2 separate regions of the Homo sapiens genome follow, and region 1 is linked to region 2. A link is an interaction called in ENCODE POLR2A ChIA-PET data of the cell type or tissue named here. Cell type or tissue: OCI-LY7. All regions are shown on one strand. Each heading gives the region's core, and the rest is flanking DNA. Links, peaks and the distances in the headings are about the cores only.

Region 1 (5,387 bases), core at 241-5,240, 55 kb before region 2:
TATCTGTTATTCTAGAAGTGCTATAATAATGTATCTGCATTAAGGTGTGATTAATCAATCATACCTTGCTGCTATAATAATTTATTATAAGGGCTATATTAATGCATCTGATTAAGGTGTGATTAATCAATCATTTGAGGGAAGTACGGGAAAGACTGCTGTAAGAAAATAATTCAGTTTATCTTTGAAAAATGAATAGGAATTCACCCAAGAGAAAAGTGAAGGGCACGGCATTACAAATATCAGCAGAAAAATGAAAAAGGCATGGCAAATTTTAGGAACAGTGAGAAGCTGCTACCTATTCAGTAATCTTAACCTTCTGGATATATTCTAGAACCAAGCTGAAATGGAATATAAGACACATAGAAAAACAGCAAGGTGTACTACTGGAAGTTCTTTATAGGGTATTCCAGAGCAGTTTTCATCATTGTACAAGAGATTAAACATTTCTAAAACTTTATGTTATGAAATTCAGTAATTATATATTAGGCATCTACTCTGAGCTAAGCTGTGCCTGGCATTGGGAATTCAGCAATTGACAGGAATGGTTAGCTTCTCTTGGAATGCTTATATTCTGATAGATAAAATAAACACACAAACTATTAGATGTACTGGTCTGGATCCTTTAATTGCAGACAACAGAGTCTGTTGAAGCTGGTTTAAGCATGGAGGAATTTAATAAGCATATAAGTAGTTCACAACATCACTGGGAGGACTGAAGAAACAGATTCTAGGTTTAGCTTTCATAATAACTCTTAAAGCCATGCTGAAGAACTGAGGTGGCAAAAAAGCTGCAGCCTCTACCACAATCAGAAAACTGCATAACCACGAAGCTCCTACCACTGTGGACAGCTCCAGAAACATGTTTCTGCAAGTCAGGAACCACAATATCAAGAATCTTCTGCCACACCTGACATCTCTAGAGCTATGCCTTTTCTGTATAATCTATTTGAGCACAGTTGTTTCCTTATGCCCTGTGTCTTTCCCCACATAACTTAGTTTCACATTGATTTCCCCTGTGAGAGCTTCTGATTAGAGAAAACTAAATTGAAACAGGGTATTTCCCTGACCTCTTCACGGGCCTCACAACAGGGGTGCCTCAGTTACTCAGCCTGCGGCACTCAACCCCTTGCAGGAGGGAGCATGCAGGTGAGTCGGTGCAGGAGCCAGGGCAAGTGCTTTTGGGCACTGGCAGGAGCAAACTCCATGTGGGGCCTCATGACAGTGTCCAGTGGGGTGCCCAGAACCCCTGAAGCTCCAGAGGAAGTGTTACAGTAAGGGCTCTTTTAGCTCTGCCATCTGTGGATGGTTTAAGTGTTAACAGCTCAGTGGGCCCTCTTATATCCACACTCATTGCTCGAGCTCTTGACCAGTGACCAAGAAAAATGAGGTCACATGAACAAATTAGAGGTGGTAAATGTGGGGGATTTTATTACCAATGAAAGTTGGTTTCAGCAGGATGGGGAGTTGAAAAGGGGATGGGGCAGGATGGCAATCCTCCCCCAAAGTCTGGCTATCCCCAGCCAGACTCCTCTCCAAAGCTACACCTTTAAGCTGTTTCTCTGAACTCAAGCTGCTTCTCTCTAACATCCAAACTTAGTCTCTAATATCCAGCTGCTTCTCCTTCCTCTGCCAGCTGAACCTGGGGTTTTTATGGGCACTGGATGTGGGGGGTGGGATGGGCTATGGGTGGTTTTGGAAAAGGCAACATTTAAGTAGGAAAACAGGGATGCAAGTTCTCATTTTGGGCCATGATATCAGGCTTTTCGGCTTGAGGGTGGGTCCCTAGCTGGGGACCCACCCTCTTCTTCCCAGAATTTTCCTGTCTCCTGTTGCTATCAAAATTACATGGGAAAACCCAGCTGTAAGATAATCTGAGAAAATTAGATTTTAATCCTTCTACCTCTGTAATCCAGGAAGGCATACCATAAAGGAATTTGAGTGGGTATGGAGCAAAACAATCCATGGACTATGATGATAGTGATGAGTAAATTAAATGACTTAAACAATTTTTTAGGTAATTTCCAGGAAATAAAAGGAAGCCAATACTGAGAGTAAGCAGGCAGGAGCTACTTTAGACAAAATAATCAAGAACAGCTTCTCTAAAGAGGTAAAATTTAGGCTGATTCCCAAAATATAAGGGCTTGCTAACTTCCAATGCAAAGAATAAGGAAAAGATTATTTTAGGTAAAGATCTCTATCATACAGCTAAACAGCAAGATGTCTGGAGCCAAACTGGATTTAACAGTCTCTGCCCCTTGCTTGATGATCTTGGGCAAGTTACTCAAACTCTCTCACACTTGTGTATAACATGAGCTTTATAATAACACCTATATGGAAGGCTACTGTGAAGATTTTATGAGATAATATATGTAGAACACTTAGAACAGTCACTGGCACATAGCATATGCAAGTAAAAATTCTTCTATTATCATGAACATTTCCGACTCTTAAATTTGAGTTATCTATGAGATGTAGCTAGATATGAGAGGTCTGTAGATACAAGCCTGAAAGTATTCAACATAAAGTTAGTGCTTAAATCCTTGGGAAAGAATGCAACCAACTAGAGTAGAGAAGAGATGAGATGTAATGTGAAAACAGCCAATTTTATATGTTGGGAAGAGGAAAAGAACCCAGAAAATGAATCTGAGAAGGAAGGTACAGCAGCATAAAAGGAAACGTAGAGCACAATCTTATCATGGGACTCAAGAGAAAAAAAGTCTTTCAATAACAAAGAAGTGGCCACCTGTTGACTAAAATGAGCATGAAAGGCAAGGACAGACCAAGTGAACTTGAGAGAGGTGCTTTTAAACTAGGCATGTCAGAGATTTCAGTCCTCCTAGGGAATAAAAGAGAATGTAGAAGTCTGACAAGAGCAGCCACAGATTGTACAGAAATACACGGTGGTAAAAAATGCAAACTCTGGCATCAGTCAGCTTGGGTTCAAATCCTGGCTCTGCTTCAGCTACATTGGGCAAGTTACCTGGCTTACTCTCTCTGCCTCATTTGTCCCACCAGTAAAATGGAGTTAATAATACCTGCCTCAAAGGGTTGTTGTGAGAACAGAATGAGCTCATAAATGCAAATTCATTGGAAATGTTTAAGAAGAGATGAACATTAAGAAATGCCCATTGTGTCTGGAAATAGGTAAAACATTGGTGACTTTATAAGAACAGTTTCAGTCAAGAGGTGGTGGTAACGGGTCAGAGAAAAACCCTATTGTAGTAGGTTGAAAGGTGACTTGGAGGTGGAGGAAAAATAGCATGAGTAGATAACTAAAAGTTTGACAAGAAAATAAATGACATAAAAGTGGAAGAAAGTGTGTGTGTGTGTGTGTGTGTGTGTGTGTGTGTGTGTCTGAGAGAGTAGAAGGGAACAGTAGTCTATAACGGAAATGTGATATGAGAACTAAGAAAGAGGTTTATAGGATAGGATGCATAGGAGCACAAGGAAAGTGAAAGGCATTTACATAATTCTATCCAATAGCATTCTAAATCAACTCTTTTATGTTTCTCTCTTATTATTTTATGTTTTGTAACTATACAAAGAATACAACAGAAATAATATTAACATAGCAATATTCTTGTCTGATTGTATATCTCATGTTTAAAGAACGTGGGGAAAATATCAGACATGCCAGCATGTGTTAAAGCAAATAATTTGTCAAGACTAAGATCTAATTTATCAGTTTAGTTTCTCAGTAACTGGATTAATACGTATCATCTAAATAAATCTGTTGCTAGGATGACTGTATTTTAATCTGTTGTAGGTAAAATATGTTCAATAAGAAAATTAAGAAGGGGTTGCTTCTTTCAAATAAAAGAGTGGAAAAGCCCTAGAAGAAAAGGCTAAAAGTAATAAGAAGCAAAGTTTGATAATTCAAATTTATATGGCAGTATTCTCTGGAAGAAAATACAATTTAGTAGGATTCAATAAATAGTTATTTTAAATAATAATAATAATAATAAACAGGGCTGGGATTTGAAATCAATCAAAATTTTTTTCTAATTAGACAAGTTTGTTGACCTCTATGTCCTTTTGTTTCTGCATTTTATAAAAATTAATAATAATATATACCTTAGTTTGTTATTCTGAGGATCAATATGGTATTGCATAAAAACCAACCCACAGTAGATGCTTAGTATTTTAAAGCACTGCTAATCATTTTACTAAGTAACTACCATTTAGTCATGAAGTCAATTAAAAAGGGTTTGCAATAAAAAAGCTAGGAAGATGAGTAAAAAAGGAATTTTTACAGCATAACTCATCACCATAGTAAACAATGGTATACAGAGAGCAATGAGAGCAATGTTGCCTGTTGAGGCTGGACTCTCCCTAAGTGCATGAAGCAAGGTGCACAGGCGTTATGGAGGGCAAAAAAAATATACCTATCACAATCTGAAATGTAATTTTAGTTACAGAATCTATTCCTGTAGCATATGACTAGAACACGCATGTGCACATACACCTATTACATATTAAGCTATTTTAATTTTCAAAATCCATTACTGTATCAACAGGATTGTTTTTCTAGCAGCTCCCAGGATCTGCTAGAGACATCTTCTTTGGGCAGATCATCCAAGAAGCAGTGTAGTTATGCAATGGGTGTTTTTTGAAACATTCTGGCTCCTTCTGTGGGTAAAACTGAGCATAAGTTATTTTCTCTCATGTCATCCAAAGTAGCAAACATTATTTTAAAAATATATTTGCTGTTACTTTGCCACTTTTAAGATGCTTCGTGACCCTTAGGAATTGCCACAGGTGTATAAGAGCCTGTTTTATTTACTTGTAGTTTTAAAACCAGCCACAATTGGGTCTCCATGCCAATGTTTCTTCTTATTCCACTGTCTAGAATAACAGACTTCAAGACTACATATTTAATCATTATTGATGCTTTATCCTTTGGCCCCAATCACTGCCAGCAATTGGTTCAATCACTTCATTTCTTTCATATATGGTTACCTACTTTAGTTTTGAATATGACTAGAGACTTATTAAGCCTAAAATTTCCAAACAGAACTCTAAATTAAATCTCTTAAAGTTTTAGAACAGTTTTCATTTTTCCTTCTCAAGGATTACCAGCTGAGTTTTTCCCCGTCCTCCTAACTCAGCCAACTAACACTTGACTTAGGCTAAAGTTTGTTTCTCTCTCTGTCCTCTGATCTTGCCATTTCTAAAATTATATACTTTTGTGTGTATATATTTATATGGCATTGTGAAAAACAGTTCAGCCTTCAAGAGTGGCACTTTCAAATAACAAAACTGTGATATTTTCCAGCTGGGTCAGGTGCCTTCCTCTTTCTCACTGAAGGATGTTCTGAAGTTACATTTCTTCTATGAGAAAAATCTGAACATTTTTCCTATTAATTAATAGGTAGAATGTATAA
Region 2 (5,387 bases), core at 201-5,200:
TTTTGTGAAGTGAGTTTGCCTAGAGGCTCAAATGAAACAATACACATGACAGAAACTTGTAAAGCATAAACTGTTAAATGTAGGGCAGGAACCCTTTCTGGACATTTTGCCGTTGTATTACCAGGGCTAGCTCCATGCCTGCACATGGTAGGTGTTCAGTAAACATCTGCGGGATGAATAAATTGAAATATTAAATATTTGCTAAAGAAATGAATGGTAGGGCCAAAAATAATTCTTAAAAAAAATTGAGGTTAACTTAAAATATTTTAGGGTCTTAGGCACTGAAAACATATGTAGAGCTAAAGCTATTTTTAGCTAAAAACTACCAGAGTAATTGACTCTAGTGCTTTTCTGCCTAGGTAGGTGGATAAATGAATTATCACTCAGGGTTCTTTGAGGAACTTTCGAGAGTAAATGGTGATTTTTTCCAGGGTAACGGCAATGTGTTAGGTGCATGGGTAAATGAGAGTAGCAATTACTTTATTATTTTTAAAAATAAATGCGTAGTCACTGTTGTCTATTATTGTACAGGTGCTAAAAACAAATATGTCAAATTCTTTCTTTTTCTCTGAGCAAAAGACTAGACACATAAGGTTTAAAATTAAAAATAAATTCAACTAATAAAATCACCCGTTTTTGTTTTTGCATTTTTTTTTTAATTTAGAGGAAGAGTCCAGCAACATCTTCTCAGAGCTCCTCTCTCCTCTGTTCTGCCCTCTCAGGCAACCCCCACGCAAGCACTTGCTACTATTAGTAGGAAAGGTGTTCATTACCTGTTTAATGCCACCTCTGCTTCTGAGGTCGTTGGCTTCTCTTCATTTCCCTTGCCTCCCAGATCCTAAAATCCTAACCTGTCATAGCCTTGAAATTGATCTTCTCAAAACGGAGACCCATAACATTTCTACGTCCTATATGCAGATGGTTCCAATTTAATCTCTTGGAACCTCGCCCTTCAGTGAAGGTCCTCAGTTTTAAAATCTGCCTTTTAACAGGAGGAGCTATATATAATCCCTTTTGAAAAACAAACAAACAAAAAGCTGAATAGAATAAGTTTTAAACAAGGTTATGGCTTCCGCAACGTCTCAGAAATGTTTCTGCAAACTGCACTACAAGACTAAATTAATATTGGGCCAGTGGGGCAGGGGATATCTACTGAATCACCAACACCACTTTTTTGGCCCCTGTATTTTCCTTGGAGGCCTCTTATAAATGTTGCTTTTTAACTGTGGCACAGTCACAGTTATTAAGTAAAGCTGAGGCCTTGCCAACTTTCTCGTTTTGCTACCCAAATTACTGAATGTTTGGTTGATTATAGCCCTAAAACACCCACATACTAAGTAGCTTTTAAACATTTTCTCCTCTGGGTAATCACCTGGTATATCTGAACTGAAAGCCCACCACATATAAATTAAGTATTTACTCAACTAACTACTGCTAAAATCAATGGCCTTGAGGAATACATTAAAATTATATAACAGAGCTTGGCTTTTATGAATTAAAACTCCTAAAACTTAAATGTCATGTCCTCCACTTGACCTGAAAAACTGACTTTAATTTTATATGCAGTATTTAAGGAACAACCCCCAGAGATAAGCACATTGTTCATAAGTGTCCAGTGCATGAACTCATATATGAACTGTAACACAAGAAATGTAAGCTACACGAAAGAAAAAAATACATATATATTTTTTGAATTTTGAATTATGTATATACATAAATATATATGTCAATGTTTAGTAATAAGAGAGTATAAATGATAAGCCTCCATCATCTGAGCTGAACATATGCAATGAAAAGAAAGGTACATATCCCAATAAAGCATACATGACAAAGAAAAATTATTGTTTTAAGCTTTTATTTCCAAGAGCAACCTAATCAAACATGATGCCAAAAGTAAAAGGGACCCATATGGCCTAGGGATATAAGGATGGAGAGATTTGAGGAAGAGAGCTTTAGACACAGTTCACGCTCACTTTCTCACAAAATGTATTACCTCAAATCAAGAAGTATGGAAGAGAGTAGAAGTTAATTTCCTGGCAAGATGGAATGATTGAATAAGAACAAAATAATTGTTTCCTCTATGATCTTAAAAACCTGATAACTAATAACACAGAAGCAGGCATCAGAAAACACATGAGTCAGGCATGGTGTCATTGCAGGTGCAAGACCACAGTTGAGGGATTATTTCTAGTTCAAAAAAAGAGCATGTTTTTTTCCTGGGTCTCAACAGTTGAACAAGTAGTTAATTCCCATGACTCTTTCTCAGCCATTCACCACTCCCAGCAAATACTCATAATTTCTCAAAAATTGAAATCCCAAAGCAGAGTGAGAGTTGAATTTTATTAGAATATGGAATACAATAGCATGAATAGTGACCAAGACCATTAGTAAGAAAGAAAAATCTCATGTTGATAACTTATAAGTGGCTATTGCTGGCTGAGATATCTTTGGCATGTACATTGGTGGCCCTGAACATATATACATTTTCTCAAATAGCTGAAGCAAGAGTGGAAAAGAAAAACACAGTTAAATGAACAAAAATGTCAGCCCCAACTTGGCAGGTCAGAAAACTACCTCATAAGTATATGAGGTTGCTCCAAGGGGATAGGTTCTTAATATGCGGGGGGGACAACTTATTTTTAAAATCTGTTAAGTTTTGGCTGGGCATGGTGGCTCATGCCTGTAATCCCAGCAGTTTAGGAGGCGGAGGTGGGCGGACCACGAGGTCAGGTGATCGAGACCATCCTGGCTAACAAGGGGAAACGCTGTCTCTACTAAAAAATACAAAAAATTAGCCAGGCATGGTGGCAGGCACCTGCAGTCCCAGCTACTTGGGAGGCTGAGGCAGGAGAATGGCGTGAACCCAGGAGACGGAGCTTGCAGTGAGCCAAGATTGCGCCACTGCACTCCAGCCTGGGTGACAGAGCAAGACTCCATCAAAAAAAAAAAAAAAAAAAAAAAAAAAAAAAAAAAAACGCACACATGGCCATATACAGAGTAGTATAATTGTATTTTAGGTTATTCAAAGACCTGCTTGAGTACCTTAATAAATCCCACTTGAGAATTCTCCAAGACCTGAGGATTCTCTAAAATACTTTGGAGCAGTTGAAAGCAGCTAGAACTGCAGAACAAGTTGGAAGGGAATGAGAAATGGTCATCAGGGCTCAGGCAGGGCAAAGCTCTTAAGAGGAGCAATGCTTAGAATGAGTTGAAGGTACAGAGATCTTTTCAGCTTTGTGATTAGGGAAAATTACTTCACCCTTTTGAGCACTTCACCTCTGTCTTCTCATCTGTAAAAATCTAAAAATGTATAGCCATTTACAAAGAGTTGTTGTGAAGATGAAATGAGAGAATATGTTTAAAATGCCTGCCACAGAGTAGGTGCTCAATGAATGAAAATTGCTTCCTAGTAGTGTATTACCTTAGAAACCATGAAAACTCTAAAAGAATAATCATTTTGCATTGCGAGAGTTAAAAACTGGAAACAATCTGCATGTTCATGACCAGGCAATGGTTAAATAAATTATGATACATGCATACAAAGAAATAGTATGTGGCAGTTTAAAAAGTTAAAGCTGTATTTACTGATGTTGATGGATTAGTGCAGATGTTCAAGATACACTATTAAGTGAAAAAAGCAAATTGAAAATAATGTAGCTAGGCCAGGCGCGGTGGCTCATGCCTGTAATCTCAGCACTTTGGGAGGCTGAGGCAGGCAGATCACCTGATGTCAAGAGTTAGAGACCAGCCTGGCCATGAAACCCCATCTCTACTAAAGAAAAATACAAAAATTAGCTGGGCATGGTGGCATGCACCTATAATCCCAGATACTCAGGAGGCTGAGGCAGAAAAATCACTTGAACCTGGGAGGCAGAGATTGCAGTGAGCTGAGATAGATTGTGCCACTACACTCCAGCCTGGGGGAAAGAATGAGACTTCATCTCAAAAAAAGAATGTACATAATATTCTATCCTTTGAATTACTCATAATTGATATGAGAATTTCCCACTTGTGGAAATTTAGTTTGGTTTCTGCTTTCCCTCCGGTTTAATTAACAACTCTCTACAAACAAGCTTCTGATTTTACCCCCACTTAGGACAGATTTCTAAAATGGAACCTGCTTAGTCAAAATATATGTATTTTGTAAAGCTTTAGATAGATATTGTCAAATTGCTTTGCAGTTAGACCATGTCAATTTACAATTATATCTGAGCTGTTTAAAATTTCCCATTTCCCATGCCCTATTTATTTTGCATACTTTTTTAACTGTTAATTTCACAGTCCAGATCTGTTTGGAGTCATTTTATTTGCTCCAGTCATTTTTTATTACTATTGGAAATGAAAATTTATTTTATATGCATGCTACTATATAATATTCTTATTTATATATTTATTTTAGAGACAGTGTCTTGCTCTGTGTGGAGTCCAGTGGCACAATCATAAACTCACTGTAGCCTAGAAGTCCTGGGCTCATATGATCCCACTTCCACCCCGGCACATTTCCCCTCTCTAGCCTCTGGCGTAGCTGGGACCACAAGCACTAATCACCATGCCTAAGATTTTCTTTTTTTTTTTTTATAGTGACAGTATGTTGCCTGGGCTGGTCTCCAACTCCTGGCCTCAAGCGATCCTCCTGCCTTGGCCACCCAAATTAATGGGATTATAGGCTTGAGCCACCATGCCCAATCTCCTTTTCTCTACAATTGTTATTGCTGTCTACCTACTTTCCTGTAGGTTTTTAATGGGAATTTTAAAATAAATTTTTAAAGTATTCTATGTGTAGAGGGTAGAAAACTTTTGGCTATCATATTTTTAGTGATATACCAAAATTTATATTCTTTTAAAGTTTACAGTTGTTTTGTCATGCAAAATTTTTAAATTTTTCTATGATCCTAACTACTGATTTCTCTTTCTGATAGCTTTCATTGCTTCTATATTTAAAAAGATTCCTATACTAGAATCAGGAAAATAGTTACATATATTTTCTTCTAAATTTGTTTATCGTTCTTTTCATACATTTAAATCTGTAATTCTTCTGGGATTTGGTAGAATAAGGTTAGAATCTTCTTGTTTTGTTTCATCAGTTATTATTTTTCAGTAACTTTTTACTGTTGGACTTATTTCAGTATCTTGTTTTACCCATATTTTATACTTGGCTTGGAGTCCCATCTCTCCTGGGACCCAGTAATGGGTTTCAGGCAGTAATCTTTTCACAGCTCCTTACAGTGCCATGAATTTGAAGGAAGAGCTTTCTAAGTGCTGAATTTTCTCAGCCAGTTACATCGTTTGCTGTTGCTGTTGTGTATGTGTAACGGTTTTTAGCACTCTTTTTATACATTATTAAGAAACAATTTTTAAAAGAAGATAGAATCATCATTCTCACACAG

What was found. Peaks named below come from ENCODE experiments on the same cell type or tissue, not always from the same donor. Only the 100,000 strongest peaks of a DNase experiment are listed, where the experiment ranks them.
Region 1: POLR2A ChIA-PET joins it to region 2 with 13 read pairs; 3 of 35 experiments call an interaction of 5 or more read pairs at or near these places.

What each region holds. Positions count from the first base shown.
Region 1 is chr4:80,896,805-80,902,191 of GRCh38, forward strand. All of the region lies in intron 4 of CFAP299 (cilia and flagella associated protein 299), which reads left to right. Among named protein-coding and RNA genes, the nearest start is that of BMP3, 130 kb to the right of the region's middle. RefSeq lists an enhancer at 852-991. In OCI-LY7, for the core only: no CTCF peak of the experiment used is centred there; no DNase peak of the experiment used is centred there; H3K27ac peaks cover 676 bases.
Region 2 is chr4:80,952,060-80,957,446 of GRCh38, forward strand. All of the region lies in intron 5 of CFAP299 (cilia and flagella associated protein 299), which reads left to right. Among named protein-coding and RNA genes, the nearest start is that of BMP3, 76 kb to the right of the region's middle. In OCI-LY7, for the core only: no CTCF peak of the experiment used is centred there; a DNase peak (open chromatin) is centred at 2,172.